Regions from separate parts of the Mus musculus genome. Here regions 1, 2, 3, 4 and 6 are each linked to region 5. Evidence: chromatin loops called from intact Hi-C (ENCODE). Cell type or tissue: left cerebral cortex. All regions are shown on one strand. Region 1 holds the start of Gm32369 (a long non-coding RNA gene). Region 2 overlaps Gm32219 (a long non-coding RNA gene). Region 3 has its middle 18 kb from the start of Gm32322. Region 4 holds the start of Frmd6 (FERM domain containing 6). Region 5 overlaps Gm40436 (a long non-coding RNA gene). Region 6 has its middle 3.5 kb from the start of Gm32322.

Region 1 (5,000 bases), 56 kb after region 5:
TGTACCCACAATGCTTTTGGGGACAGGTCTCTGTCTGTACTAGTCCTGGCTAAGAAAATATGCAAATCACATATGTGAGCCACAAATGCATGTTTTAAAAGTCTAATAGCTATTTTATGTGAGTGTGTGTGTGTGTGTGTGTGTGTGTAATTCTGAAGATTCACCCAGGTCCTTTTGCTTGCTAGGTAAGTACTCTGCCATTGAACTGTACCCAAAATCCATGACATTAGAAAGAGAGAGAGAGAGAGAGAGAGAGAGTAAAGAGAAAGAGGTTAAAGTAATTTTAGTAATATATTTCACTTAATCCAATATTTCTAAAATCTCATTTCAGTAAGAAATCATCATAAAAATTATTAAGATATTTTGTGGTTTTTATATGATGTTTTAAAGCTCCAATACTTATTTTTCATGTTAACTGCCTCTCAGCTTAGACTGGCCACATTTCCACTGCCCAGCTTCACGGGGCTGATGTTTGCCACAATGGACAGACAGACTGCTCTGTGCTGCTCAGGGTGGGAGTAGACTTTAGCAGATCTCCTGCGGCTAAACAGGTTTCCTCACTACTTCTCCAAGTCTCCCAGGTCTGCGTGTGTGAGGAAGGGCCTTGTAGTTCAGCCTCCGATTGCCATAGGCCATCCCGTGCATTGAGAATCTTTAGCTGGCTGGCAGGAATGGATATGGAGACCAGCTTTGTCTTCTAACATCGTGTTCTGGGCCATCCTTGATCTATCTTTTAGGCAGACCCACAGATGTAGTAGTAGTAGTAGTAGTAGTAGTAGTAGTAGTATATTATTTTGTCAATTATGACAGAGGATACTTTTGCTAGTTGTCACACTAGCATGGGTTTCTCTTTTTTTGCTCTTCTGTGATCATCTCCCTCTGCTCTCTGCCCTCTGCCCTGTACCAGCCACTTCTGAAGCCAATGGTACCTGTCGTAGATCTTTGGCACTACTGAACCCATTCATGAATTTTTTGTCTTAATGACCAATCACAGAACAACAAACAACGACAACATTAGTGACTTCAATCAGCTATTTATAGTGACTGGCTCGTTCAATCTCTGCTGTAATTACCCAGGCTTATTGTGTAGCTTCTTTCAGCGGGAAGGCCCACTGTGGGGCTGAGCTCAGCTGGGACAGATGCGCCTTGCTTTCCTGTAAGAATAGAGATTTGTTGTGTGAGGACTTAGGAAGACTCTCATTGGAGGTTCTTCTGGTCTCATTGGACCACGCATGCCATATGATTCAAGCCTACAGTCGACCCCAGGAGCAGAGGAGAGGACTGTAAAGAGTCTCCCGGTCTCTCTTACAGGTTCCTTACTCAGTTACTCACCGTATCTGACATAAAGCCGTTTTCAGCACAGGCAGCTTCTCGGCCACCTGCCCAAAGCCCCAGACACAGATGCCAGAATTCCCTTCCACAGCTGCTGTTTCGTGCGCATGTGCTGTGGCCACAGTCCACACGGAGCAGAGCTGAGCAGATGCGAAGGCTTGCCGGTGAGGTGTCACTTGGAATCGCAGGGCCATTTCTAATCCAGGCTGTTCCCACCCAGTTCCCATGCTGTGCCGTCAGTAGATGGTGTGGGATAAGTGACCAGATCACAGGATTCCTTCCCTCACAGAGGCGCCTCGCCCTCCCTTAGCTCAGCCGAAGCACATGGCTTTTCTGTAATAGGAAAAGTCGCTGGCTGGTGTTAACAGACAAGTGAGGGAAGAGGAATTGGGTTCCCAGTGCCCAATTTAACTCTTCATATTTTATGTTTTAGTTCCACAGTGTGATGGAATGTCAGACTTCCCATACAGAAAAAAACTGGCTAAGATTTGCTTAAGTGCTTGTTACTTATGTGTCCGTAACTGCACAAAAGACTTCAACAACTTCCTCTCATATGTTTCTCAAGACAGTTTTTTACACATGAGAAAACAAGGCACAGAGAAGTTGGTTAACCACCTGAGGTCACACAGCAAACAGGCCTGAACTCAGGCAGCCTGCGTTCACACCCCACAGCTGCCTGCACACAGACAGCGCAAAGGAGACAACGATAGCTGATGGAGGAAGGCGTGGAAGCCAAGGCTCGGCTGGAAGTAGACCGCCTTCCAGACCCTGTTCAGTAACTTGGTCCTTCAGGCTTTCCATACAAAATTTTTCTAGGACGCTGACTCCCATCTGATGAACTACTCTCTTATTCACGCCCCCCACCCCCCGACCCCCACCCCCATTTTTTTTCATAGTCTATTTCACTTGAGTCTCATATCTGAACTAAGCTGGGAAAATTGAAAGCATCCTAATGTGTTGTGGAAATAATAATTTGGTGGCCCTGAACCTGACCAGAGAGCATGCTGAGTCTGGGAAGACCTCTGCAGGGCTCCCGCTTGCCTCAAGAAGAACCCACAGCCCCGGATAAAAATGGTCTGCTCCTCTCTTTACCCGTTAGGATTTATGATGCGTGAAAGAGCCAGGTTTGCAGGGAGAGGAAAAGAAGCCACTCACATTTATAACTAAGGCTTTTCAAACCTTCCCAAATGCCTAGGTGGTTTCGGCAGCTACCAGGGAGAAATGCTAAAGATGTAAATTGAGGTAGAAGAATATGATGCCGAGTGCACGCAATGGGAAAAGTTTGGATGACGTAAGGTCTGAGTCACGCCATCATTTCATTCTTACTTGTGTGAATACAGCCAGGCAAAGTCACGCAATGCATACTGTGCTATCTATCTACTTTTGTTAGTGTAATGAAATACCCAAATCAGAGTAGCTTTATAAAGAAGTGAGGTTTATTTTGAGGAATCAGGAAGCATGAGCCTGGCTTTGGCTAGGCTCTTGGTGTGGGCCTCTGGGCTGTGACATCATGGCAGAAACACAGTGGGTAAGATGAGATCATGCAACAAAACAAGAAGCTAGAGAGAGGCTAGAGCCCTGTGATCCCCTGGAGGCGCACTGCCTACAACCCAGACACCACCCACAAGGCCCTACACCCCAGGGGCCCCACAGCCTCACCTTCCACATCACTGGAGGACCAAGCCCCAGCAAGGATCATCTGAAGAGACAAAGCCCTTCCAAGCCACAGCAAAGGCTTTGGGGAAGCTTGCCGGCTAACCAGGTGACTGAGCGGTACCCTGCAGGCGCCTCTTTCCCTGACATTGCATAAATTGTCGACTGGTGTGGGTTTAACATCGCCCTACATACTGAATAAGAGACTGGAAACAGAAACTCAGAATCTGTCCGTGCCTTCTCTTTCTGTCTCCTTTGAGGTGTTCATACCATTTGTGGTCAGCGCCTTGAGCATTTATAACCAGAAGCATTCCAGAGCAGTAGTTACCAATTCTCTCCATGTAACCTCACTTTACTGAGGGATGCTGTTTATTCCCATCTTCCGCATCATCTTCTCTGTGGGATAATGTTACCTCCTCTGCGCTTCCTTCCTTCCTTCCTTCCTTCCTTCCTTCTTTCCTTCCTTCCTTCCTTCCTTCCTTCCTTCCTTCCTTCCTTCCTTCTGTCCTTCCTTCCCCTCTCTCTTTCTTTTCCTTTCTTTCTTTCTTTCTTTCTTTCTTTCTTTCTTTCTTTCTTTCTTTCTTTTTTTTTCTAGACAGGGTTTCTCTGTGTAGCCCTGACTGTCCTGAAACTCACTCTGTAGACCAGGCTGGCCTTGAACTCAGGCTGCCTCTGCCTTCCAAGTGCTGGGATTAAAGGCGTGTGCCCCCACTATCTTTCTATACAGCTCAGATTCCTGGCTTATTACAGAAACCTTTAGTTTTAGGATTTATATCTAACTAATCCCATATTTGTAAAGGAGAAGGCCATGCATCTATCTCGGGACTAAGCACCATCTCAATTAGACGATTTCCTTCCTAGCCAAATTTTGTATGCAAATAACAGAGGTTTCCTTAACTGTACTTTGGCTTGGGTGGAACCTCATTGCTGACAGACTGGCAGCAAACAGGCATCTACTTTGAAGTGTGGGCAACACTTCTATTGGATTCTCTGTAGTATTGGGTAGCCTCAGACATCTCTCCTTTGGCCCATCAGGGAGAGGAGGTCTAACAAGAGAGTAGACAGGCAAGGAAGGAGACTGTACTACTTTGAGTCAGGCCACAGTAGGTGTTCCCAGTCTGGAGGCAAGCTGCTGGGGCAGGGGTGGGGGTGGGGTGGGAGGGGGGAGCGGTAACGGGAGCTGAGAGCTGTCACTCAACCACATTTTCAGCACCACACTCAAAGCAATTTTCTTTTAGACAAAGATTTATTAGGCTGCTGGAAAGAACATAGTGGACTATGCTTGCCCAAATTTGTTTTTACAATGTTTCTATTTAAATTTAGACAGCGGCTGCCAGTTACCTTAGTTGAGTCACTCAGATCCTAGCTGAGATGCTGAAGAGCCAGTGGCACCTGCAGCCACACCTCTCCTTCCTCTTCAGGTCCCGTGGCTTAACCCTGCTCTTTGGGAGCCTGTTCTCTAGTGAAGCTCATTCTTACAGTTCAGACTGAAGCCAGAAATCTTTGCCCCAGTGGCTGACACATCTCTAGCTATGAGGCAGAATGCCCTCCTAGAGGAGTGTCCACCACGCGTAGGCCAATTCATTATGCTAACCAATGTATTTTTATCTTTCCAATTTATTTCTTGATATTATAATATAATTGCATCATTTCTCTATCCCCTTTACTCCTCCAAACCCTCCCCTCTGTCCATCCTTGCTCTCTTACAAATTCATGACCTCTTATTTCATTAATTGTTAAAAGTACTTATCATTTATTTTAAAACAGAGAGCTTATTTTCAATTTTTTTTACATGAATTGGCTATGCTGGTCCATTCTTTTTTGTTTGCTTGCTTGCTTGCTTGCTTGCCTGCCTGCCTGCCTGCCTGCCTGCCTGCCTGCCTGCTTGCCTGCCTGCCTGCCTGCCTGCCTGCCTGCCTGCCTGCCTGCCTGCTTGCCTGCTTGCCTGCTTGCCTGCTTGCCTGCTTGCCTGCTTGCCTGCTTGCCTGCTTGCCTGCTTGCCTGCTTGCCTGCTT
Region 2 (5,000 bases), 80 kb before region 5:
CCATTGTAACTAGAATACCTGTTTCTGAGTAATCCTGCCATAGCATTCATTACACTGCCCTGACATACTTCCCATTATTTTATTTAAGAGTGTGGAGTCTCTGACTCCAGGGGTGGGAGGGGTAGATGAAGGACATTTGAAAACGAGAGTGTGAAGGAAGACAGAAGTCTTTAATGAGAACTGCACAGAGTGATGGCTGCATGTGTCTGAAAATATAATTAGCCCCCCTTTTGTTTGCTTGATAGAGTTTTTTGATAGATAGGATCTTGACAGCTCTGTTATGAAATGTTAAAATGTAATTTAGTTAAAAAAAACCTTAATTATCTTAAATTATAGTCTGAAGACTAGCTCAGGGCTTTGATCCTTTCGTGTGTGGGACATAGCAGGGGCTGCAGGAGAGCCCCTCCAGATGCTCTGATTGCATAAAGGAAAACGAAAAACCTAGTTCACTGGTGCCCTGTCCACAGCTAGGGGGTGTGCAGATAGAGAGATACCAGCAGGATTTACCTCCTGTCCACTCAGAACCGATGGGCATTGTGGGTATTTCCATTCATCAGGGAATAAAACTCAGGCTCCTAAGTGCAGCGTTTGGGCTCTTGAAGAGCTAGCAGCAACAACCTACATCTCAGGCAGACGGTGGTGCAGAGCAGGCAGTGCAGGCTGCAGGGCTGGGTCACAAACCTAAGCCTTCCCAGACATCTTGCTGAGGAACTAGGCTTGCTATTGAAGGTCCCCAGGCCTTGTTCAGTTTATCACAAAAACTGAGCAGACATCGGACTGTTTCAGTGTGTTCAAAGCACACCATTACTTCTCAGTTCTCTCCGGTCCCCACCAATTCTGCCTTCTGTCCTCCCTTCATACCTGGTTCTTTTCTATCCTGCAAGTCTCCTTCCCTCCCTCCTACTCTCTCTCTTTCTCCCTCCCTCTCTCTCTCTCTTTCTCCCTCCTTCCCTCTCCCTCCCTCTTGATAGCAAATGTTCCTTAGACACAGGCTGCATGACTACCCTCCCCTCTTCACGCCCTAGCACCAGGAGAGTGAGTGTAACTTGGCCGAGTGCCCAGTATACCTTCATGATAAAAAACAAGAGTTCACCAACACCCACCATCCATTTGGCTTTAGCAGCTATCAATAAAGCAACCAGAATATCAATAATGAACCAGAAATAGAGGGGTTTGGGGAGGGGAGTCAGAGTGTTCGGGTTTGCCCTGGAGTCAGACGCTCTGCGTTTGAAGCCTGGTTGAATGGTGACCTCAGGCAAGTAGCCACTCTGTAACTCCGTTTCCTCATTAAAATGTGAGTGGCAGTAGGACTTTCTTCAAAGGCTTATTGTGAGGAACAGCATACAATCACATATATAAAATTACTTAGGAGGGAACATAGAGTCCTAATTAATTCTTATAATGACCCCTGATGGAGTTTCTATCATTTTCTCAGCTATAGATAAGAGGAAACCGAAGCCTGAGCAGGAAGAGAGCTGTCCCAACGATGTCTAGAAAGTGACACAGTCAGATTCGCAGCACACTGGTCTCATCCAGAACTATGCTTCACCACTGGCCCGGCTGCCTGCTGTTCCCCTGTGCTTGGACCCCAGGACTGAGTGGGACCAGCAAGTCTATGACACCCACAAGGCTGACGCTCTGTATGGATGCTCTTCTCCTCTGACTTCTTACTGAACAGGGATCAAGTTTAATGCAGTTTTGGATGTAAATGCTTGCAGCTATCATTTCAAAGGGAGACTCCTGATTTAAAAAAAAAAAGGCTTTGTCAAGTTCCGGGGGTACAGGAAGATGACTCTCTTAAGGCTTGGGGGAGTTGAAAGAGAATTTCACACTTGCTAATCGGCCTGATGCACAGGTCCTTCCTTAGGGCCTGTGAGGGTCCAGTGTGCCCCCCCCCCCATACGAAAATGGGTGTGCACGCTTCCCTCTCCTTCACCCATCAGTGTGTTTATGCTCAGTCTTCCTGCTCTTCGCTGTGCCTGGCTCGGGCTCCCGCACACCTGCAGGGAGCAGGAGGCATTACTTTTCCCCGCCCCCACAGGATTCCTGTGAACCCCAGGGTGGAAGCGAGGTCCTGAGGTCCTCAGGGGAAGAAGAGCAGATAGTAAATTGTATTTTTCTTCACGGTACCTTGCACTTTCACGTGGTTGTCTCAGAGGAAACACAAGCAGATCTCTGTGGGATAGCTCTCCTGCCAGAAAGCTCTCAGGAGCACCCAGCCCTCCGTTAGAGGCGTCTCAGGAGAGGGTACGTCTCCTATTTTATTGAAACACTTCCCGAGGTAGAGTCTGATTATGTATAGATGATCATTTGTACAAGGTCCTGTCACTTTGGGGCCTGGCTGTTTCATATTTTCTTTGAGGAAAATGTATTTTAAACATCTCCCCCCAACTTGGTTAATAGTTGCTCTCCATATAAAGTCTGTGTGAGTGAGCAAGATGGGCGTGCAAATGGCTGCAGAAATGGGTGTGGGAAACCATTTGGCCTCTGGTCTCAGTATGCTCATGCTAGGACACACAGACACTTAACCTGCTTGTCAGAGAGATGCCTGGCTGTCCTCGGCCCTGCCTGTTCCCTTCCTTATCCACACGTGGCACAGCAAATGGAAGGGCTTGCTGAGACATCAACCCGGGGAAGCCAGAATCCCTGTAAAGCTTGCTACCCCCGAAGCCTTTAGAAGAATCAGACATTGGAGGACTTGAAAAACCAAACAAGGAAAGCTGAGCTAAAGAAAGGCTGGAACAAGACGCAACAAGCCTCCTACAAATTATTCATAATTCCATTCTGATTCATAGCAGGAGTCAAAATAGCCTGCAAGCCCAAGGCTGCAGCTGGTGGGGAGAAGCTTGGCTGTGTTTGTTCAGTTCCTCCAATGAGGGCAGGCCAAGTGGAGGCCTGGGGAAGGGAGATCCCTGTAGATAAAAACGAGTCTTCAAGGCCAAATGGTCTTTTGGCTGAAGGTTCCAGATATTTGGTAACCAGATTTGGACTCTAACCAGGGAAGAGGTGGAGGAGAATCTAAGCCACTGTGGCTAGATAGACCTCCCTGGGGGTGGGGAATGCCCCTTCTCTGCCTTCATCCTACCCTTTGCAGATTATATCTGGCAAATGAGGTCCCTGTGGCCCGCCATTTTTGTCAGGTCACACCCCAGACCCGTGAATCAGCCAGCCAATTCACTATTCAAGAAAAGACCCCTGACTCTCTGTATCAAATGTTTAACTCCCCTGCTGAAGGAAGTCTCGCAGAAAACTCCCTTTGGGGGCTTTGGGTTTTTCTACCAAGAGAAGAGGCTGTAATGGTCCTGATAGGTAAACAAATTTTGGTGCATGCAGAGGTGCAATGGTTTGGAACACGGACGAGTAAGGGTTTGCTGGGCACCTTTGCCATGGAAGAGGAGCTCAGTCCTATTGGCTGTGCCTGCAGGCCTGTGACATCACGGGTGAGAAGCACACAGGGCATATGGCACGTGTTTAGCCTCAGAGGACTTTCACCCTGAAGCTCAGCATCTCCTGTGAAGTGACATGTGGCTTGGGGGCTAAGTTGCTTGATGTAAAAGCTAAATGTTAGTTAAAAACACAACCTGAAGTGCCCATGGGGGAGATGGGTCATAAGACGGATAGTGAAGAACGGACGGACAGGGTTAAGGTCTTCAAAAAAGAAAGGTGTTCCCAGCAAGAGGAGTGTGCTCTCAAGAATCATAGAGGTACTGATTTTCTGGAGAGAAGGGATGTCCTGGAAGGTATGAAATAAATGGGCTGAACCATGAAGGGCCCCAGAAATCTATGAAGAACAATTTAGAAAACAAGGGAGAGCTGTTTGCTTTTTTTTTTTTTTTAGTAGCAGGGACTGTGTTCTTCCATGGCTTCTCAGGAGGAGAAAAGATATTGTTTCATGGGAATCCAAAGCTGAGTACCACTCACATCCTAGAAACAGCTGGAGAGACCCAGCTTAGAGTTTGCATTTGAGATGGATGGCTGGGGGCTGATGGGAAGTAGAAGGGAGGTGGTGCTCTGGCTGAGAGGGCCTGGGCAGGGGAAAGGGGCACTCAGTCAGTCAGTCCCAATATGACTGGAGCCAGATATGGAGTTAACTCAAGGTCATGGGCTGGGGAATCTCACAGAGAGGGCCTGGATTCATGAACTGGGCCGGAGGCTGAAGTAGTCATAGAAGCTAGCAAGTAGGGAAAGATTTGATGCTGTGGAATTAGTCAGTTATCCATGGTAAAAATGAGACTGGTAAGATATGCTCTGGAAAAATCGCAACAAGTCAGTGATGGGTCACAGAGCCTTAAAGGCTGGCACTAAAGCTTCATTCAGTTGTGGGATGAGGTCAAGACCAACTGTGATTTGTTGGTGGGGTCATTCCACAGTCTGCATAGAGATGCCATAGGGTTGTAGCTATGTACTGTTGGCATCTAGGAAGCCATGGTGCTCATTTCTGGTGATGTTCATCAGTTAGAAACCACTGAGACAAATCCATGCCATAAGATAAGAATCTTCACATGACATGGAGAGAAACTACAATCATAGCTCAGAGATAGATGAGCAACTGTTTGTCGGGCTGGCTCGGATTGTGTGATGTCGTTTATCCACTGTGCTAACTCTAACTTGGGCTCTACAAGAACGGATGGACTGATGAATTAGTGAAGTGCACTGTGGATTTGGGAAGGCCAAGTGAACGGTGGCCTCAGCCCCATTGTTTAGCATGTCTTATTTGGCTTCAGTCTCCTGACCTCATAGATAGAAAGTGTGCTCCGTGTGGCCACAGAACTCAGGGAGTGCTCTGAGGCTGGAGCTGAGCACGCTTGATGCCCAGGCCAGCAGTCTTCCTCTGGATCGTAGCTTCCCCACCCCACCCCCACCCCACCCACCCCACCCCCACCCCATCCCCTGCACCACAAAGCCGGCACACTGACCTCACTTTCCCAGTCCCGCCCTTGGCCTCTCTTAGGTTTTGCATTAGGAATTTGGCCACAGAACTCATTTGCACAATGACTAAA
Region 3 (5,000 bases), 87 kb after region 5:
CCAGTAGCCTACACTGAGAGATTACTATCAAAAGTCCCCAAGAGTTTACCAGTATCAGTTCTCATAGCATCATACATAGCATTTCACTGCCCTAAAAGCCCTGTTTCACCTGTCCATTCCTCTCTTCCCCAATCTCTGATCTTTCCTCTACCTCTGTAGTTTGAATTTCCCACATATGGTACCTAACGTATTCAGATTGACCTCCTTAGATCTGAATATACAATTAAATTCTCTCCATGTCTTTTTGGGTATCAATAGTTCGTTTATTGTTAGTGCTGAATAATAATACCCTTTATGTTAATATACCACAGTTTATCTACTCACCTGCTGAAGGGTATCTTTGTTTTTGTTTTGTTTTGTTTTGTTTTGGGTTTTGTCAGGGCATGGGGGGATACGGGGGAGATAGGAGTTGTTTGTTTGTTTGTTTGTTTGGTTGGTTGGTTGGTTGGTTGGTTGGTTGGTTGGTTGGTTTTGGTTTTGGTTTTTTGAGGCAAGGTTTCTCTGCGTAGCTCTGGCTATCCTAAACTCACTCTGTAGACCAGTCTGGCCTCAGAAATCTAACAGTCTCTGCCTCCTGAGTGTTGGGACTAAGGGTGTGCACCACTACCACCACCTGGTTTTGTTCAAGTATTTACGCAGACATGGTGTCAGTTCCTTTGGATGAACATCAGGGACTATGCTTGCTGGGTGCATGATATGACTGTGTTAAAAAGGTCTTCCAAAGTGGTGGCAGGATTTTGCACTGTCCTGCCCACAACCCCCAAGCCCGCTACCCCACCCAACTCATGTCCAACCCTCAGCCATGAGAGTTCCCAGGGCTTCATGGCTTCATCGGTAATTTCTGTCATTTTGGATCTTGGCCATTGTGAGTCTTCAGTGTGATATCACTGTTGCTTTAATTGACAGTTCCTCAACGGCATGAGATCAAATATCATTTATCTACCATTTATATCTTCTCAGGCTGAGGAGTCTGGCTCAGCTCTTTGCCCATTTTTAAAACCAGGCTGTTCACTTCTTGTTGTGAGAGTTCCTGGTGTATTCTGGGTAAATCATTTATCAGATATGGAGACGCCATCTGTAAATACTTTCTTCCAGTCCGTGGCTTGTCTTCTCCTTTGACAGTGTGTTTTACAGAGCAGAAGTGTTGATCTCTGTGGGATCCAGGGTATCAACTACTCCTTTCTCGGATTGTGCCTTTGATATTGAACCTACGGTCATCTCGCTTTTCCGTTATCATTCTGGAGTTTTATACTTAAGGCCTTGACATTTTGGGTTGATGATCCACTGTGCGCTACCTCTTGCAAAGAGCAAAGGGCAGTCTGTCTGTTTCTGCTTGTGAGCTTTGCATACTTATTTTTTTGCTTTTTTGAAAGATTTATTATTTATTTTATGTATATGAGTACACCTTTGCTCTCTCCAGATACACTAGAAGAGGGCATTGGATACTGTTACAGGCAGTTGTGGGCCACCATATGGTTGCTGGGAATTGAACTCAGGACCTCTAGAAGAGCAGCCAATGCTCTTCACTGCTGAGTCATCTCTCCAGGCATCTATTTTTTTTTCTTTAATTGTATTTAATCTGTGCTCTACATTTGTCTCTGGGCTGCCTTCTGATCTGAGAATATCCTCTCCTGTCCTATGGAATGTTTTTGGGTTTTTTTATTTTTCTCTCTCTGTTTTGTTTTTCACTTTTTGAGTGTGTGATTTGAAGTACCGAGTTCTGATAACATTCAACTTCCTGTTTTTGTCTTCTTGTCATTGCTAAGAAGCCATTGCCTGTCCCAAGGTCAAGCATTTCTCTTCTGAAAGTCTTGGCTATTGCACTTAGAGTGGCTCTTTATAGTTTGAGATGATTCCCCATTGTGATGTGAAGGAGAGGAGCCGTTTCAGCCTCTTGCATGTGGATACCCAGGCGTGCTGGCACTGTTACAGGAAATCTATTCTTCAGTCTGTCTCAGCACTGTCATCAGAAACTCCTTTGTAGGAAAAACTCCTTTGTAAATTAGAAAGGCCCTGTCTCCTCCTGACCTGTCAGTGCTGTCTGATTGATCTATGTGTCTACCCGTAGCACAGTGCCTTGATTCCTGCCGCTTCTTGCTAAGTTCTAAACTTGGGAAGTGTGTCTTCTTCATTTTTCGTTTCCCACGCCATTTTGGCTAAGTCCTGTGGGTTTCCGTGTGTATCTGGGAATTTCTACAAAGAACTAATTTGGGATGTTGGTGGGGTGACTTAAAACATGGTCTCTGAATAACACATCTTATAGCTTCCAGTTCCCCAACACCAGCTGCTTCATTTAGATATCTGAAAATTCTTTCAATGGTGTCCTGTTATTTTCAACATCCTAAACTTGAATTTCTGTGGTTAAATTCGCTCCTGATGAGTGTTTTGTTCTTTCTTGATGCTGTTATAAATGAAATTGTTTTATAATTTTTTAATGTTCGTTGCTACTGGATTTGTACATTGTACTGCTAGTACACAGCAATGTAAAGTTGACATGTATACATTGATCATTCCCTCGTGTGTCCTTCTTGTCCTCCTCTACCTTCCCTCTCTCTCTTATTCTCCATACTCTTCTTCCCTCCTTTCTCACTCCCTCCCATTCTCTTTCCCTCTTTCTCCTTCTTTCCTTCCCCTCCCCATTACTTACTACTCTCCCTCTTCTCTTTCTTTCTCCCTCCTCCTATCTCCCTCCTCACACTGCATCCCCCTGCCCCACATCTCTGACTTGTCTTCCCCTCTATTCTTCTCTATCAGCTAAGCTGCTGTTGTCACTGCATTTTGCCGATGCTGCTCCCTCTGTCTGGATTTCACCTCTCATGTGTGATCTTCTGGCTCATCCTTTGGCTCGAGCACATGGGCTGCCACTATGCCAGTCTATGTGTCCTGGGTTTGGGGCAGCTGCAATACTGAGTCTCTATTGGTTTACCTCCCCGTAGTCCCTCATTTGCACTACCCATTGACTAAGGTTGCATCTATGAGTCTTTGCCCACTATAATTTCCTTATATAATATAAGGTTTGCCACCTGCAAAATACCCAGCATGAAGAGCACTCAACAAATCATTCTTTGGATGAAAGAAAGAGCAGTTAACACTTGGGGAAAACAGCTCTTGCTAAGAACTCTAGGGTGTGTGTAGGTGGGGCACATACCACCTACAGAACCAATCTGGCCTCCTTCGGCAGCATTGCATTCCAGAATGGAATGTGATCATCTTGGGAGAGCAGAGGCACAGAGATCCAGGCCAGTTAACTCTTCTGTGGTTGTTTCTCTACCAAAACTCCCTGCCTGGGGGTAGGAAAGTCAGAAAGAAAATTTCAGTTCCCTGAATCATTTGTAAGTGAATAAACTGTCTGACTCCTTTGCTTTTTTACCTGTCCTGAGGTACAGCTGACTTCTGCTGGGGGGAAGGGAAGAGATGCAGGATTTTCCTTGCCAAATTCCTTTTCCCTAACAAATAGGGAAATTCCTGACCAGCTGTTGCAGTGAGTAGAAAGAAAAATATTCCCTTGGAACCCTGCGGCAGAAGACACTTTGTGTGCTGGCTCCTCTCAACGAGTGTCTAGAGCCTTCCAACTACTGCTCTCTCACCCGGGGTTCTTCATAAATCTCAGAAGCAGCAGCCGGTGTTTTGTTTTGTTCTGAGTTGGAATTTCCTTTAGCTTCAACTCTGGTGTTCAGAGGGCAGGATAAAGCCTAGAACATCAGGAGGGAGACTGGGGGTGATAGACAGGAGAGGGAGGAATGAGCCCAGGCTGAGATGGGCTGCAGCTACTCCTGATGTGGGATGGACCATCCACCCCATCTGGGACTCCACAGTCTGCGGCCTGGCCAACAGAGGAGATCCATTTACATTTGGGGATATTATCATATTGAACTAGGCTTAGGCTTCCTGTATGAATTGAGCTTTGCTGCTGGGTGTGCTGAGACCTTTAGACACACAGAGTAATGTACTGTGAGACTGAAACACTGCTATGTAGGCATCTCTGTTCTAGCTCGGGAGTCTCCATCACCTAGCCTAGCACGAGGCCTGGATCAGAGTGCAGCTTAGCTGAAAGGACAGAGTGTTTAAATAAGATGATGTAAATTAGGTTTTCCCTTCCTCTAAACCAAAGGGTGCAAATGTCCACAGCACTTCAGTCACTTAGGGGAGGTAGGTCACCAGTCAGGAACAAATCCTGTGAGTAAATAAGTCAAGTCATTATTTTACCATCAATTAAAAAAAAAAAAATCCAAGAAAATTGATTTCAAAATGAAAACACATAGCTTACTGTGTGTATGTTCTGAAATGCTTTGTCAGAGGAGACGACACGTGTTTATACTGGAACAAAAATGAAAGGGGAAGTTTGTAAACGCAGTGCTCGCCCTCCTACCCTGTCAGCAATGTGTGTCCGGTCAAAGTTACCTGATGAGGCTGTTGGTGCTGGCTTGGTTTTGGTGGAGGAGATTGGGGGTTGGAAGGGGGAGGGTGTTGTTGTTTGGGTTGGGTTGGGTTGAGTTGTGGTTGTGGTTTTTTGCTTATTGATGTCAAAATATCTCTCTACTTAAACGGAGAAAAACGACTTCAGCAAACTGTTCTAAGGTCAGTAGTGCTGTGTACAGTGCCTTGAACCTCGGGTTTCTGAGGATTTCTGGGCACATTTCCAGTCGCTTCCGATCAAGTTTGCCTCTAAATGGAGCAGAACTCTGAGTCAGGACGACGTCCTTGCTAAGTTTGTTACAAACTTAGCTAGACCTGAATCTGCTGCCTTAGCTTCCTCGGCTGTGGGAGCGTTCCCAGTCACCCAGGTGCTATTTTGGTTCCACACGGATTCAGTGAGCATGGTCTGAGGAGCCAGGGAGAAGACCGGAAGCTCACTTCGAGGTAGAGGTATCATTTTCCCCTCAGTGAAATGGATGAACTTCTCCAAGGGTGGCCCTGATGACTAACACGGGGAGAGGATGAAAGGAGAAGGCAGGAGGGAATTGTTTTCTCAGCGATCCCAGAGGCCAGGCGAGACCCAT
Region 4 (5,000 bases), 200 kb after region 5:
GGGGATATTACAAATGTTCCAAAGCCACGTTTCTATAATCCAGGCAGTACATAGTCGTTGCTAATCTCTGGGTGATCCCAATATGCTGACAGATTTGAGAAGGACTGGTTCCTAGGCAAACTTCTGTTCCCACAGTGTCTGATGTTTTTCCTGGAGGCTCCAGGCTGAGCACTGCTGCTCCAGAGCATCTCTGTGGCACCACTGAGGATGCTGCAGCTCTGGAACAGCACGCCCATCCTCCCAATCTGCTGTAAGATTCAGGGGGGTCTTTAACCTTTGAACCCCGGGGCTAACCCTATGCTCCATTGTTGGGAGTACTTAATACACCCATGGACTAGAGCCAAAGAAAAACAACGCGAAAAATGATGATATGTAAGTGCTTCTGAAAAAGTAATCATTGAAGATGTGCACGGATGCATCACTTGGTGAAGTATTCCACTTCAGAGAAACATCTCATCGGACCAGCGAAAATAAACTAGATCCCATCGTCAGAGGATAAAACCAGACCACATACAGACCTGCTGCATTCTTCATTGTAAGGAGCACATTAAGAGCCCATCCTGTGATAAGAAACACATCCTTTCTCAGTCCCCTTTAGTTGGCTGCATGCTGCTTCCAAGGGGCATTTTATAAAGTTTATAAAACCAACTTAGATAGCTTGAAATGGTTTACAAAAATATATCATGTAAGAGTGATTATTGTGGTCTTCACACTGTTAATATGACCATTACAATTCAGAAAAAAAAAATTTCACATAGTAAATTTTACCACAATCTAGCCCTGGACAATAAGTCTGATCTCACACTTTCTTTTTTTAAAAAAAGCTCCATAAGATACTTTGCTCTTTGGGTTACCTAATTGCTTTATAATCACAGTTATGTTTCACAGTCTAACAATATGCTGGGGTTTTTTTCTCTGCTAGATTCTCATATATGAAACCTGAAAATAAGTCAGATTTAGGAAACTTTTTTCCAAAATAGTACTATGTTTCTTGTTTGTATGCTGGTTTATCTCATTAGACAGCAGTTGATTACCAATTAATACCCAATTTGCACTCATCCGGAGTAAATATAAAAAGAGAGAAAAATATCTTTTTTTGTACGTGCTCACACTTGTGGAAGCCAGCAACAACTTACTATTCACGGTCTCCAAAATGGAAAGGCAATTGAAAGGTCTGCTGGATAGTTGTTTTGGAGTCTTTTGTTTGTTTTGTTTTGTTTCCAAGACAAGGTTTCTCTGTGTAGTCCTGGCTGTCCTGGAACTCACTCTGTAGACCAGGCTGGCCTCAAACTCAGAGATCCACCTGCCCATCTCTGCCTCCTGTGGGTTGGGATTAAAGGTCTGCGCCACCATGGCCCACCAGGCTGGCTGGCTAGTTTTTATGTCAATTTGACACAAGCTAGATTATTTGGGAAGAGGGAACTTCAACTCTTGAGACCTGCCCCCAACCACACTGGCCTTTGGTGAATTTTCTAATTGATGATTGATGTCAAAGGGCCCAGCTCACATGGAAGGGAGAGGGGCTACAGTCCCTGGCTTGGTGGTCCTACATACATAAAGAAGCAAGCTGAGCCTGGCCGGTAAGAAACACTTTTCCACGGCCATGCCGGGTTTCTGCATTGAGTTCTTGTCTTGATTTCCCTCAGCGACGCAGTGTGACTTGAGAGCTGTGTGCAGAAATAAACGCTTTGGTTTGGTTTGGTGTTTAATCACAGCAATCAGCTATTTCAAATACAGCTTCTATGGGGTATCAAGTGTTCTTCCTCAGGTGTCTGCACCTACATGAAAAAGCTAGAATCTCAGATTCTCCTCACTGGAGCAGCACCATCCACAAAACACTTAGAAGCTTGTAACTGTGGGTGGCAGTGCCCCCACCACACACACACACTTAAGCTGCTAGACACCTAAGCAGGTCCAGATAGGTGCAGCACAAACAAGTGGACTTCGCTTCTTTACCCGACTACCAAAAGGAGCAAAGAACCCTCCATTCCTCTTGGGATCTTTGGGGTTATTGAAATCTTCTAGGGCTGTCTTTTGCACTGCTCACAGCCAAGCCGGCAACCTTCACCAAGGGTACACATCATTTTGAGGGCCACAGGCAGCGGCTGTTTCAACCTGGGGAGACAGACTGAGCGGGGGCGGATGGGCTTAGGCGGCACTCACAGCCCACATGCAGGATAAAAACCGTGAGGTCGAAGTGGGCGCCTGACGGGAGGGGGATAGAGGAATCACGAAATCTCCTCTTCTCGCAGGGGCCGCCCCAGTTCAGATTTATTAAGCCGCAGCTCACGTAAAACAACCACCCCCAGGTAACCCGTCTAGGCCTGTGAGGGAGAGGCTAGGGACTAGGGTGTGCGGGAGGATGGGGGGGGGGGGGGCATGAGCGGAGAAGGGGACCATTCCGAAGGAGGGGAGGGCGGACAGTCTATTACCCTCGCACCGAAGCCTCTGTCCCTTTGGGAAAGGCATGCAAAGCATATCTCACTCTATATAACCCACTTGAGCCCGACTCGGTTATCCGATGTCACCCGCGTCCCCTGGTCCCTGGGTCTCTTCACCCCTCCGCAGGACTCTTGGTTGGGTCCGGGGCGGAGCGGGGCGGGGCGGGGGGGGGCAGCGCTCCACGTGCAGCCGCGATCACCCCAGCTCTCTGCTTCTTCCGCTGCTCGGTCTCCGCCTTCAATTTGGGGCGGGGCGGGGCCTCGAGCAGGGAGGGCGTGTCTCGGGCGGGCCGTGGGCGTGAACTCGAGGGGGCGGAGCGGAAGGCGTGGGCGGGGGGCGGGGCAGCTGCAGCGTTGGTCTGGCGGCAGCAGGAGTGCTGGGAGCTGCGAGTAGGCTCGGCGCCGCTGGAGCAGACGCCGGTTGTGAGTCGGAAGCCTGGCGCTGTCGACTTTGGAGGTACGCGCGGGAGCGGGCGCCGGCCTGCTGGCCCCCTTTCTGGGACGGCGCGCCCTGGCCGCCGCTGTGCCCCCTGCTGGTCTAAAGTGCGATTCCCGGCTTTGCCGCTCTCGGCGTCTTTCTTCTTTCTCACGGGGCTCTGGGCGTCGGGCACCGGGCGGGCAGGTCGCCTCTCCGCGAGTTGGAGCTCGCCCACGCCGGGGCGGGAGGCCCGGGGCCCCCGGGCAGCCTCGGCCGCGAGGGAAGCGCGGAGCTAGGGGGCTGGGCTCTGCGTTCCTGCGCCCCGATCTCCGAGACTCTGGCTCGAGGGGTGCCTGCCTGTAGCGCCCCGTCCGTAACTAGCTGGGACGAGCCGTGAGTCCCGCGTACCCGAGCGATGTGCGGTATTGCCTGTTGTGCGCGCAGGCCGGACAGCCCACTTCGGGAAGGCACCCCAGCGCGTCTGTCCGGTATCCCCGCCAGTGCCTAGTGTGGGAAACCCTGAAGGGGGCCTTGGGGACACACGAGTCCCGGGTGCGGCCTGCAGAATTTTGGTTTCTGGAGGAACTTAACACGACCAGGTAAAGGAGACCACTAGCCTCCCCTCCGGGAAAGCGGGGATGTGGACAGCTCGGGGCCACCCAAGTGAAGTCTACAGGATTTAAACAACACTTGGAGTTCTAGAATGGCTTAGCCTGATGGTGGAGCGCTTTCTTAAAGGCAGGAATGGATGGAAAGCTGTCAAAGCAAGCACATTTAAAGTTGAGATAAAAGCTGGAACAATTTTCAGACCGTACAGTTGTGTGGCTAGTGTCGGAAGAAATTCTGGCTCAGTGGCCCCCTTACACCTTTGGGGGATTTGTTTATTTATTTATATAAGCGGCCAGTCTGTTTTGCTAGCATTGCACCCCGGGAGCTGTGTAGTGCCCACTGCGAGGAAGGAAAACTTGTGCAAGGATTCTCGGCGCGTTTGAACGTGGAAGGGAAAGCGTACCTTGCCAGATTTTCCACGCATGATTCCCCCCTTTCTTTGGACCGAGTGGTGTTTGTTTACCGGTCTTCGAAGCATCCACCTACATTTAGTTTTTGCACGAAATACCCACTGTTGCCACAGTGTGTAGTTTGGGGATTAGAGAATGCTTTTGGAGAAAACTGCTAGTGGCTTCATTTTCCAAGAATGTAAGTCATTTCCTTTCTGTGGTTTCAGGGAGTTGATATTTCACAGCATCAAAAACTCTGTGGGGAAAATTTTCCGTAATACATCTGTCATTTAAAAGGCCTGTGACTTTTGAGTTTTCTTAAGAACAGAGCATAAATTTAGGCCCGACTTTGTTGAAAGGACAAAAAGAGTTTTTGTTTGTTTGTTTTCTCTTATCCCGAATCTAGAGCATTGAGAGTGCTGTAGAAAGTTGTAACAGCCAAGACCTACAAATGGCTTGCAGGATGGAGAGTGGGGGAGGGGAAGAGAGCAGAATGGAGCAGGAAAACAGATGCCTTTTGCTTCGGTCCTTTGTAGTAAAACTTCTAGCACCTAATCATTTTCCTTGGGTGTGGTTTTGAGAAATTATAGTTTTACGTTAAAAATGAGAATACTCCACAACTGGAGGTGGTTGACATGGAAATGTGAGGGTTTTAAGGGGAGGGTATGTTTATAAACATACTCACTTAATATTTTATAGTAAAGGAGACCTCTGGTAGATTATTGGATGGCGAGGGTCCCCCCGGGGATATCCTATATCAAGTTATCTGCAGGATATCTTCTCCAGAAAGCAGACTGACTGTAATAAGAACTACCCCCCCTTTCCCCGCCCACCTACCAGCTTTGAGTGGCTTACAGAAATACCTGCGATCTGACACAGTCACAGCTCTTGCAGGGCTCAAAACATTTTGAGCCAGGCAAATCTTCTGACTTTCCCATCGCTTCCTTTTTGGGGTTAGCAGGGGTTAAGACATCAGTTTCAGATACACAGTCTGAGGGTGTAGATTTGAGATACCCCGAGCTTTACAGGAAAATACCCGAAAGCAACACGGGCAGGCTGGAAGCCCTCCTTTTAAAACAAAATGCTCCCGTATGCTATACAGGTTTTTTAAAAATCTGCCATTCAACTGGGTTGGCTGAATTG
Region 5 (5,000 bases):
TGGCATCCAATCTCCATAGACTGGGATTTGCCGTTGAGGCTGTCTCTTAGTCCTGCGAAAGATGGATGATAGTGTCTACACTTTTTATCTTTCAGTCTTCTTAAATTGTATTTGGCTTTACAGGAGCAACTTGCAAGACAATAACTCTGCCCTTTGATCTTCACCACCTGGGCACTTCAAGCCATTTTTACCTCCGTGGCAGAGGCAGAGCTAAGAAAGAACGTGTTTCAACATAAGCTGATGTACCGAGAGCTTTGGTCTCCCCCATCTCTCCTCCTGCACTGGGACATGATGAAAGCCAAACCGACTACACAGACCTCTTAGGACCAGAGCACTTCAGAAAAGCACACTAAACACCTTGTGGGAATAATGTAAGATAATGATGTAAACTTATCTTGAAGACTGCCATAAATAAAGTGATATTAAATGTGCCTGATAATTATATACTACTTAATGGCATAATTAATCTGTTCTATCTCTATCTACTCTCCTCTCTGAGCACCTTTTCCAAACATCCTACCATCAGATGTTTTCCAAACATTAGACATCCCGCGGAGTGGAGGTGGGGTGCCTCTTCCTGGGGTAGTCTGTTTTCATATACGTTGTCCTGAAGAGCACACTAAATGCCTTCATATATTTAAATGTCTTAACAGCTTTTATGGATGCTGGTGACTTTAACAATTCTTTTTTTGGTCTTAGTGGATTCTTTTAGGGGAGTAGGGTGTGGGCCTAGACTGGCTCTTTCTTTCTCCCTTCCCTCTTCTCCACCCCTTCCTTGCCTTGTCTGTCCCTCCTCAATTCTCTCTTCTTTCTCTCTTTTCTCCCTCCCCACTCCCATACACACACACACACACACACACACACACACACACACAAATGCACTGCTGCCTCTTTTTTTTTTCAACATCCTTTCAAGGGTTTTTAATTCTGTACCTTGAGAAATAATAATTTCAGTAATTGGCCGGCACAGTGCTAATTACATGGGCCTCCAGAGGGGCAGCTAATCTTGAGACTTGCACATAATAAACTAAATGGCCCCGTGAGCTTTCCTGTCTCAGATTTCACTCTGGAAACTCCTCAAATCTCTGCATTTATTTGCCTTAAGTTTTACTGTCTTGTAATTGTTAACGATTATCTCTCATATTCCCCCATCCCCTCCCTCCACAAACAGTATAAGCTCCTTAGGGCAGAAGCTATGCCTTTCAGATTTATACCATTATAGGGATTGCTTGATAAATATTTGTTGACATGCTTGGGATATTGACTCTACAGGGTCATCTCACCACCATGACTTGTAGTTTATCACCACTGGACACTTCTTCTTCAAGGCTGTTCTTCATGGTAATTACATGCCAGAACTCTTTAGGGTAACCATTTTGGTATAACAGGCAATGAATTTTTGTTTGTTTGTTTGTTTAACCTTAGAAAAGAAAAGCTGTGGGTCATGATCCCAACAGGAGTTGCATATCAGATATTTACCTTACAATTCATACCAGTAGCAAAATTACAGTTGTGAAGTAGCAACAAAATAATCTTATGGTTGGGGGTCACCACAACATGTGGGACTGTATTAAAGGGTTGTAGCACTAGGAAGGTTGAGAGCCACTACTCTGGGTGTGAAATAGATAATTCACCTGCTTCTCTGAGGATGTGTTCTGCTGTTTTCTCAGCTGATTTCTGCTGGAAGAATCAGCAAATGGTTTTAACGGTCCCCCACCATGGTCAATGGGGTTGGGCTAGTGAAGGCCCAGAGAATGCAATCCAGTGCCCACTGTCTGCAGAAGGCTTAGCCCCTCCTCCTAACCTAGATGTAAGATATAGTCACTGCTCTAAGAAATGAAGGTGTGTTCTCTGTCATTCAATCAAGCTTCCAGATCTGTTGTACCAGGACACCCTAAGGTTGGACCAAATCTCCTCTTCAGATCTTGTTTCTTCATAGGCAAGAAAGCTGAAGGAGAAAGGACACACAACAAGGAGAACTTGCAAAGCATGCCCAAGGCATGCAGATTTCTTATGTCTACTCCCTGCTCCTCATCTGTTTATGTTCTCTGAGTGTCGAGATGAATGTGACTCAGCTGTGATACACCAAAAGATGAGGCAGCAATTGAGCCCTTACGCTCTCCCTCAGCATATGGCAAGCTTTGTGGCTGCCAAACACAGATGAATGCAAAACCTTTTGTTTCAGAAAACCAAGGCTCACTCTGCCGGGCTGGCACTGGACATGATGTCTTCAGGGTGTGGCCAGGAAGACACTCTGAGTTGTCCGGCCAACAGGATGTCTACAATGTGATGATTTGGTCCCTTGTTTGGAAAGCCTTACCTCACTGCCAATTCAGTCTCCATCTTCCAGAGAAACTATAGAAAAGACTTTCCCCCCGTTCATGCGAAGCAGCTTCCCCTTTAAAAATAAACACTGAAGCGTTTCCTCAGACATCTGTGGATCCCAGAAGCCAGGTTCTCTCCCACAAACAAGATTGGATAAAGGCGCCTGCTTTCTTTTTGTGCAGAAAATCTGATGCATACGTTTGAGGTGGGTGGAGAAGAATGAATTATTTCCCTTTAAATTGTGACTTTTATCTAAGAGAGTGGTGTTTTTTCTTTTGATTTTCTTTTTCTCCTACTCAGTCTTGGCCCTGTTGGCAAGAAACCTAACGATAACTTTGGTGCTCTGAAAACCTGATATTATTTCCTGAGATTCTCCTCCTGAGGCTGGGAAGCAAAGATGAGCACTGGCTCATGGACACATCAGAGCTGGACCCTGTAGGAAATTAGATTCTGCTTCTACTGTTTGGCCTTTCCTGTTTTCCCTGCAATCTCTGAGGCACTGAGCCCATCAGCACTGTGGACGGTCGGTCATCTGGTACAATGCTAGCTGTCCGTGGAGAGGCTGGTGGAGAGCAGGACAGGAGGTGGAATTTGCCATCCTCTGGTAGCATGCAGAGTACCTGCGAGCACCGTACATGCCAGGAAGGATGCAGGCTCTAGCTAGGCATCAGCCCAGCTTCTCTGTGTTCCGTGAAATATAAAGTTTGCTTTAGCAATAGGGCCTTACCATTAGTTTGTGCAGTTTCATATACTGTAACTAAGCTTAGAAGTAGCAGAATTAAGATTCAAACATGAAATGACAGGTTCTAAAGTCCATCTTTAACTTCCACAGTTGTAGATGTCAGCGTGGGACTAACACTGTGATATGAGTTTCAGAAGACAGCTAGCTAGCATTGCTAAGATGTTTATATTTTCTAGGAAAAACATGGTCTGCATATCAACTGGACTGTAGGTGGGGTAACTCAGGTTGCTTCCTGGGTGTGCAAGGCTGTTGGGGGTTGGTATAGCGCTGTTATATATTCAAATGCTAAATATTGGCCCCCAAGATTGATCACCCTCTCCCACATTCACCAAGTGATGCTATGTAAACCCTGCTCCACAGTTGAAAGTTAACTGGTTAATAAACGTTTAGAGTCTGTGATTGGGCAGTATGGAGAGAAAGGCAGGACTTGAGGCTGGAGTGAAGGGTCTCAGGAGAGACCAAAAGAAAAAAAGGAAACCAAGGAAGGAAGCAATTGCCATGAGAGGCAATTGACCATGAGCATATGGCCAGGAGAAACAGCAAGTGACAAGGGACCTATGGCTGGGATGTAAATTAGAATAGCGCTAAAACCCACCCAATCTTGTAAATAAAATACCTGGATTGTGTGTCTTTATATGAGCTAGATCAAAATAATTCCTTTTACACGTGGCCATTGGTTCCATTTGGGGGCAAATGTACGAATGAGAGAAGGTAAAACATGCTTGGATGGATGGTTCTGATGGTGCCTAAGAGTATGCAAGGGAGCAACGCAGGCGGGGCTGACCCTGCCGAGGGGGCTGGCCCTGCTGTCTTGCATGCACCTATGGGAAGAGGTTGGGGCTGCCCACATCAGGTCCTAGCTTTTAGACCTGAGTCCACAGTGCATCCAAAGGAAAATGAGTTTCAAATGCATGCAACATGTTTATCATTTTGCTTATTCCTTCAGAAATGTGAGTGAATGTCTAGCTACCATGCATGTGCTAGTACCACACACTCTGGGTGATTGTCATCAAGGTGCTGTAATGAAGGGAGTCACAGTGCAGTACAATGTTCTCTGTGATTGGCAAGCACCATGCCTGATCCTGGCAATTTAGGTTCTTCTAATATTTTATAGTGTTCTATTCCCCTATGGCTGGACACAATGAGGTCAGATATCCAGAACCCAAAGGAACTCCTTGCAAATTGTATCTTGTTGCATTTTCCTGTGGTGAGGACTGCAAAAGTATTCATGAGCCAAGGTTGCACAGGGGCCAAGAGGAGTAGCAGCCAGGTCATATTAGAGTGTGGGGAGAAGTGGGGGGCTCTGCATAAGAGTTGCCTCTGTAGACCAGGTCCTTGATGTCTTCAGAAGCCACATAGTTGTATTCCATAGGGACCTGTTCAGCCCTGATATCCCGATGGCAATGCTTGCAAAAGTTCTTGCAGAGAGCGCAAGCCTGAACAGCAGGAGGAAGCTGCACTCCCTGGGTGCAGACAGGAGATGTGCTTGTTACAGCTCAGTTTCTGCTTCTACAATGCACACTGTGATGAGAGGATGGAGAGCTACTTAGGGAGGGAAGGGTTTGTGGCTTATACTTCCATGCCACCGTATGTCACTGAGAGAAGTCAGGGCAGAAATTCAAGCAGGAGCTGAAGCAGAAATCATAGAGGAAGACCGCTTACTGGTTTGCTCTCCTGGGCTACTTGCCTTATGCAAGCTAGGTCAACCTGCCTAGGGATAGTATCACCCAGAGTGGACTGGGTCCTCCTCCATTCAAAGGCAAAATCTCATCATCATCATCATCATTATCATCATCATCATCAAGAAATTGTTCCACAGACAGGCCAATCTGATGAGGCAATTTTTCAGCTGAGGCTCCTTCTCTCCTTATGTGTGAAGTTGACCACTGAGATCAGCCATCTTGATACTCCATTGTTATCTGTTGCCTGAACT
Region 6 (5,000 bases), 72 kb after region 5:
ATACACATAAGTTAATAAAATATTTTTAATGTAACTGTGGGTCCATTTTATAGTTTCAAAATATCACATTACTTGACAGTAGACGTGAAAGGGTCAGACACATAGAGACTCATGACTTTAACACCAGCTTCACGAAAGGAACCTCTGTATTCCCACACTCCCTGCGGCTTCCTCTCCAGGGTTGTTGTAAGGACCCAGTGTGAAGATGTGTGTGGAACTGTTCCACAAATTGTATTAAATGCTGGTGGCTGTCGTGGTGGACCTGCCTTCTTTGTATTATTAGTTTTCTCTCTAATGAAATCTAAGGGGCTAAAGTGTCTTTCTGATGACCCTTATCATTTCTGACATACAGAATATTCTTCTCCCACTTTGGGAAATTTTAACCAGTGTGAGTCAAAAATGACACAAGCCTTACCCTGCGTGTTAACTGACTTCCTGCTTGGGTGGAGCCTGGGAGATTTGATTACCTCATTGCCACCATAGCGTTGTTTCCCCCCTGGTTGACTGTGGCTATTTGGTTATATAATTCCTGTTTCAGCAAATGCTCTAATGAGCCAGGCCATGTGGTCATGTGGTTCTGAAAGCAACACATCCCTTCAGAATGACTCAAGCAAGCTGCCTCTCTGGCACATCAATTGTGACACGCACACAATCACGTATGCGTTATGCTCCATTTAACGAACAACAGCCAGAGGAATGAGTAAATTAGGCCTGTCCTCAGGGTGCTCACTGTTGCACTGGCTATAGACTATATGAGACTACACATGCTACCCTACATAGACCCTGCATTTCTGGCTCTGTGCATGGGATATGGTAGTTAGAAAGATTTGCTGACAGACATGAGTAAGATAGACTATGTCTGGAATCTGAGTCAGAACAAAGTCACTGGGCTCCAACTCTTTGACAGCCAAAGAGATGTTGAAGTCTTAATACGAAGGAGGATCCTGTTGCCAGTGAATTCCAGAACAACCACAGTCTTAAGACTACTTCTCCCCCTGGGAGGTGGGGGGAAAGGCACGGTGACCCTTGCACTGTGATGAGATGACTTTGCTGGGACATCTTGTATACCCAAGAGTTTCTATGAAGGAGAAGCATTAGAGAGAGCTATAAAGGGGATGAAAGGAGACATCGAGGCAGAGATTCCTCGTGGCATAAGGTTGGGGGTGGGGGGCTTATCGCTGACAAGATATTTGATTAGTAAGCACAGGGGCCACAGAACCTTTATTAACTGTTATAAAATATGACCTGTGATTGTCCTCGGTACTGAACATGAACAGCATCCAGTATATTCACTCACAGAGCTTATTTGTAAAGTTATCCCTACTACACACCAAGGAGTAATATTCAAAAACTCCTGCTCTAGGACAGATCTCATTAAGAAGACGAAAAGGTAAATTACAGGATGGAGAAAAAAAAATACCGATAACATATCTAACAAGGGAACTGTCCCCAGATACAAAAAGGATATTTGAAACTAAATCATATAAAAACCAATAACCTATTTTAAGCATGGGCCAAAAAGAACTGAATATATGCTTCACTAAAAGAAGCTGTGTGAGTGACCAAAAAACACATGAGAAGATGCTCAGCCTCATTAGTCATCAGGGAGTCACAAATTATATAGCACAGCGAAGTACCGCTAGACACCCACAGCTAGGAGCAGTTTAAACACCCGCAGGAACAGCCAAAGTTAGAAAAGACGTCTGGCCACTCCCACTCACATGCACTGTCCGGGGGCAGGTGAAGTGGTGCAGCCATTTGGGAAAGAGGTAGGCAGTGCCTTTATAAAGTTGATCAAATGTCTCTTTGTGATGACACGGCTGTTGCACTCCATGTACTTTATTCAGCAAGAATAAAATATAAGATAAAATACACATAGGAAACAGACATTTTAAACATGAATATTCACAGCAGATTTGTTCTTCGTAGCCTCAAACTAGAAACAAGCAAAAACGTCTATCAAAGATGAATGAATATACAACACATGATATATTTGTGCAATGAGATTAAGGCCAGCATTTTAAGTGAGTGAACGGTTCATATATACCACGTGGATGGTTTCAAAAACATTATGCTGATCAAAGACTAGACAAAAAATAGACTGAAAGACTGAATATTTATGATGTCCAAAAAAAGACATATGGTGGTTAGGAGTACATACTGTTCTTACAGAGGACCTGAGTTCAGTTTGCTGCACTCAGATCAGGTGGCTTTCAGATGCCTGTAACTCTAAGTCAGAGGACCTGACACTGCTCTCTGCAGGTGCTCACACCTCTGTGTGTATGCGAACCCCATCCCCATACACAGAGACAGACAGACAGACAGACAAAGGGAGAAAGAGTCAGAGATAAAAAGACAGACAGAAGAGACAGAGATAGACAGACAGAGACAAAGATAGATAGACAGAAGCAGACCAAGAGTGTCAGAGACAAAGACAAGAAGAGAGATTAAAATAAAAACTCTTAGAGAGAGAGAGAGAGAGAGAGAGAAAGGAAGGGAGGGAGGGAGGGAGGGAGGGAGGGAGAGAGAGAGAGAGAGAGAGAGAGAGAGAGAGAGAGAGAGAGAGAGAGAAAGAAAGAAAGAAAGAAAGAAAGAAAGAAAGAAAGAAAGAAAGAAAGAAAGAAAAAACTTAAAGTGTAGCAGAAACAAGAAACAGAAAGCAAATCTTTGGAAGTAGTCAGCTTGAAGGTGCCAAGGAGGTGAGTCCAAGAGACCTCTTGGGGATGGTGAAACAGTCTGTGTGTTAACTGTGCCTATGGTTATACAGATGTGTGCAATCAGCAGAGCTGCACCCTGACACAGCTACACGCTATAAGACATTATCAGGTTGGTTTTTATAAGTGCATCAGCATAGTAGAGTAGAACTGCCAAGGTGTTTCTATCGCAGACGTCTACTGACTTTAGAATGTTCTTATTATAGCAGAATGTAAAACACTGATGTAAGACGGAAGGACATGAATTGGAGGCACTGCTGCCTGCGTACCCTCCTAGCGGGTATGCTGAGTTATATCTCAGGGAACATGAAACATGACGTCCTCGATTCCCCAGAAGCAATAGACACGAGTATCGTGTCTTCTCATAGAGAATCTGCTCCGAAATAAAGGGCCTTTGTCACTCACATTCATGAAGAGAAGCAGTGTTTTCTTGTTAGAAACGGGAAGACTGAGAACACCCAACATAAAACTTCTAGCCAGGAAGTAACTCTTGACTCCAAACAAAGGAAGGGGCAGGTTTTTATTATTTTAATTACATGTCTTTTTTGGGGGGGACCGGGGGTCCTAAGGAGGCTAGAGTTATGATAGATGCCCAGGAGCTGGAGTCATAGGAGGGTGTCAGTTGCCTGGCTCTAGTGCCGAAGCCAAACTCAAGTCCTCTGCTTGGGTTTGAGAAATACAAGTTTCTAAGCACTAAGCCATCTCTCCAGCCCAAAGCTGAGAAAGCAGATTTTCCATTCTGAGACACTGTGATCTGCTGAATTAACCTTGAAAGGTGTCAAGTTCAGTGACTCACCCCGTGCACTTCAGAGACAGTCTTGGTCTCACTCCTTTTCTTTTCTGTGAAATACATGCTGAGTGCAAGCCTCGTAGGTATTCCAGAAGATATTGCTAGGCCAGGACAAAGACGACAACCTACGCCCCTCTTTCACTTCCCACTCCTGTCTTTGTGTCTCTGTATATAAGAAGTTTACTATGTATTGTGGTGGGTCAGCTCTTTCTTATTTCAGCCCTGAAAAAAAATTTTGTTTCTCAAACTTTTCTAACTCAAAAAGATAAATTTGTAAAAAAGCAGAAGTGATATTTATGTCTCATAAATTCTTAGCTTTGCAAAATTCGTATTTGTGGCTGCATCTGGCATAAGCCCACATCCTTGCATCGCGTTTTCTCTGAGCAGCACTGCAGACTCACTTAGAATGCAGTGGAAAGTGTGGGGTAGAGAATGAGCACTACTAAACGCAGTTATCATCTTAAATGTACCAGGAATAAAGGTCATGTTCACATGACTCACCCACAGAAACAAAGATGGAATTCTTAATTTAGTCGTCCCTCGGGGGTGTTATTTAGCAGGATTTTAAAGGTGGTTTAAACACACCTCTTAGTGATTCATAAAAGAGCACACATTAAATTGTAAAATGGATTCTTCTGTAAAATGGTTTCTTCCTAAATATCAGAAACTCCACCGCGGTTTTTGGCCTCACATTTTGGGGGTATTGAATGGCAGACAAACAATGTCATTCTGAGTCGCACGCCTCACAGACGGTTACTGTTAGGTAAAGAGAGAAACCTAAAGGGCAGGGGCAGAAGTGAAATCATAAAATGATTGGCCATTTAAAGACAGCCTTTGCGAACCAGTTTCCGGTTTCTCAGCTTTGCCGTCGAAGCTCCTGTCCATCTTCCAGCTGCTCTAAGTCTCCTACGGTGCTGGCTTCTGGGTAGTCACACCATAATGAAAATCCCTCTAGGAAACTGAGCATGAATGTAAAATCCAGTCGCATGTAGCTGCCCATAGCAGCATCACACACAGAGAGTAATTAATAGACTGGACAACTTTGCACAAGAGTCTCCATTTGAGGGTTTGCAAGGAGTGCTGACTGTCCTCCTGAATTGAAAATGATTCCTATGTGGGAACCGTTTTGACGATTCGAATAAATTAGATTTGGCCTTGAGTACTCAGACCAAAAAGAGACTTAGCTCTGGGCAGAGTGAAGCCAGAAGAGCATCAAGCAATGTAAGCTTATATGGGTCACACTTGCCGTGGCGGAGGGTGGGGAGATGGGCACAGTACCTGTGTGAAGATTACATGCAGATTTTTCTGAGCCTCTTCATTCACAGAAATGGAAGCAGTAGCCCTGATCAACAGAGGCTACAAACCACGTGGAAACACAGGGAATCGAAGCAGTAATTATCTCTGGGAATCAGGGCCGTGGTTTTAAATGCCTTTGGATTAAACTTCTAACAATCAGGGAATACAAATTCACAATCATGAAAAACAAGTGTTTAAGC

The links. A loop is a pair of places that touch in the nucleus more often than their neighbours do. Peaks named below come from ENCODE experiments on the same cell type or tissue, not always from the same donor. Only the 100,000 strongest peaks of a DNase experiment are listed, where the experiment ranks them.
Region 1: a loop joins it to region 5, with 5 times the contacts of the local background. A loop is called at or near these places in 4 of 42 quality-filtered maps.
Region 2: it touches region 5 in a loop (7-fold over the local background); 2 of 42 quality-filtered maps call a loop at or near these places.
Region 3: a loop joins it to region 5, with 5 times the contacts of the local background. A loop is called at or near these places in 2 of 42 quality-filtered maps.
Region 4: it touches region 5 in a loop (4-fold over the local background); 4 of 42 quality-filtered maps call a loop at or near these places.
Region 6: it touches region 5 in a loop (9-fold over the local background); 3 of 42 quality-filtered maps call a loop at or near these places.

The regions. Positions count from the first base shown.
Region 1 is chr12:70,678,762-70,683,761 of GRCm38, forward strand. It overlaps Gm32369 (a long non-coding RNA gene), which reads right to left and starts at 3,454. Exons shown (of 3, transcript XR_003950187.1): 1 at 2,992-3,454; 2 at 1,333-1,665; 3 at 1,019-1,154. In left cerebral cortex, a CTCF peak has its summit at 1,459; DNase peaks (open chromatin) are centred at 1,392 and 2,659; H3K27ac peaks cover 402 bases.
Region 2 is chr12:70,542,459-70,547,458 of GRCm38, forward strand. Gm32219 (a long non-coding RNA gene) reads left to right here. Exons shown (of 4, transcript XR_872795.2): 4 at 1,436-2,129. Among named protein-coding and RNA genes, the nearest start is that of Gm32219, 9.3 kb to the left of the region's middle. In left cerebral cortex, no CTCF peak of the experiment used is centred here; a DNase peak (open chromatin) is centred at 2,746; H3K27ac peaks cover 1,196 bases.
Region 3 is chr12:70,709,339-70,714,338 of GRCm38, forward strand. No RefSeq gene overlaps it. Among named protein-coding and RNA genes, the nearest start is that of Gm32322, 18 kb to the left of the region's middle. In left cerebral cortex, no CTCF peak of the experiment used is centred here; DNase peaks (open chromatin) are centred at 1,955, 2,139, 3,159 and 4,774; H3K27ac peaks cover 2,625 bases.
Region 4 is chr12:70,822,676-70,827,675 of GRCm38, forward strand. Frmd6 (FERM domain containing 6) reads left to right here and starts at 2,839. Exons shown (of 14, transcript NM_028127.3): 1 at 2,839-2,898. In left cerebral cortex, a CTCF peak has its summit at 2,956 (motif pointing left); DNase peaks (open chromatin) are centred at 2,253, 2,759, 3,360, 3,795 and 2 more places; H3K4me3 peaks cover 3,448 bases; H3K27ac peaks cover 3,632 bases.
Region 5 is chr12:70,622,360-70,627,359 of GRCm38, forward strand. It overlaps Gm40436 (a long non-coding RNA gene), which reads left to right. Exons shown (of 3, transcript XR_872797.2): 3 at 124-352. Among named protein-coding and RNA genes, the nearest start is that of Gm24474, 25 kb to the right of the region's middle. In left cerebral cortex, no CTCF peak of the experiment used is centred here; DNase peaks (open chromatin) are centred at 2,146, 2,415 and 2,737; H3K27ac peaks cover 2,276 bases.
Region 6 is chr12:70,694,733-70,699,732 of GRCm38, forward strand. No RefSeq gene overlaps it. Among named protein-coding and RNA genes, the nearest start is that of Gm32322, 3.5 kb to the left of the region's middle. In left cerebral cortex, a CTCF peak has its summit at 1,676; DNase peaks (open chromatin) are centred at 677, 826, 1,710, 2,995 and 2 more places; H3K27ac peaks cover 3,284 bases.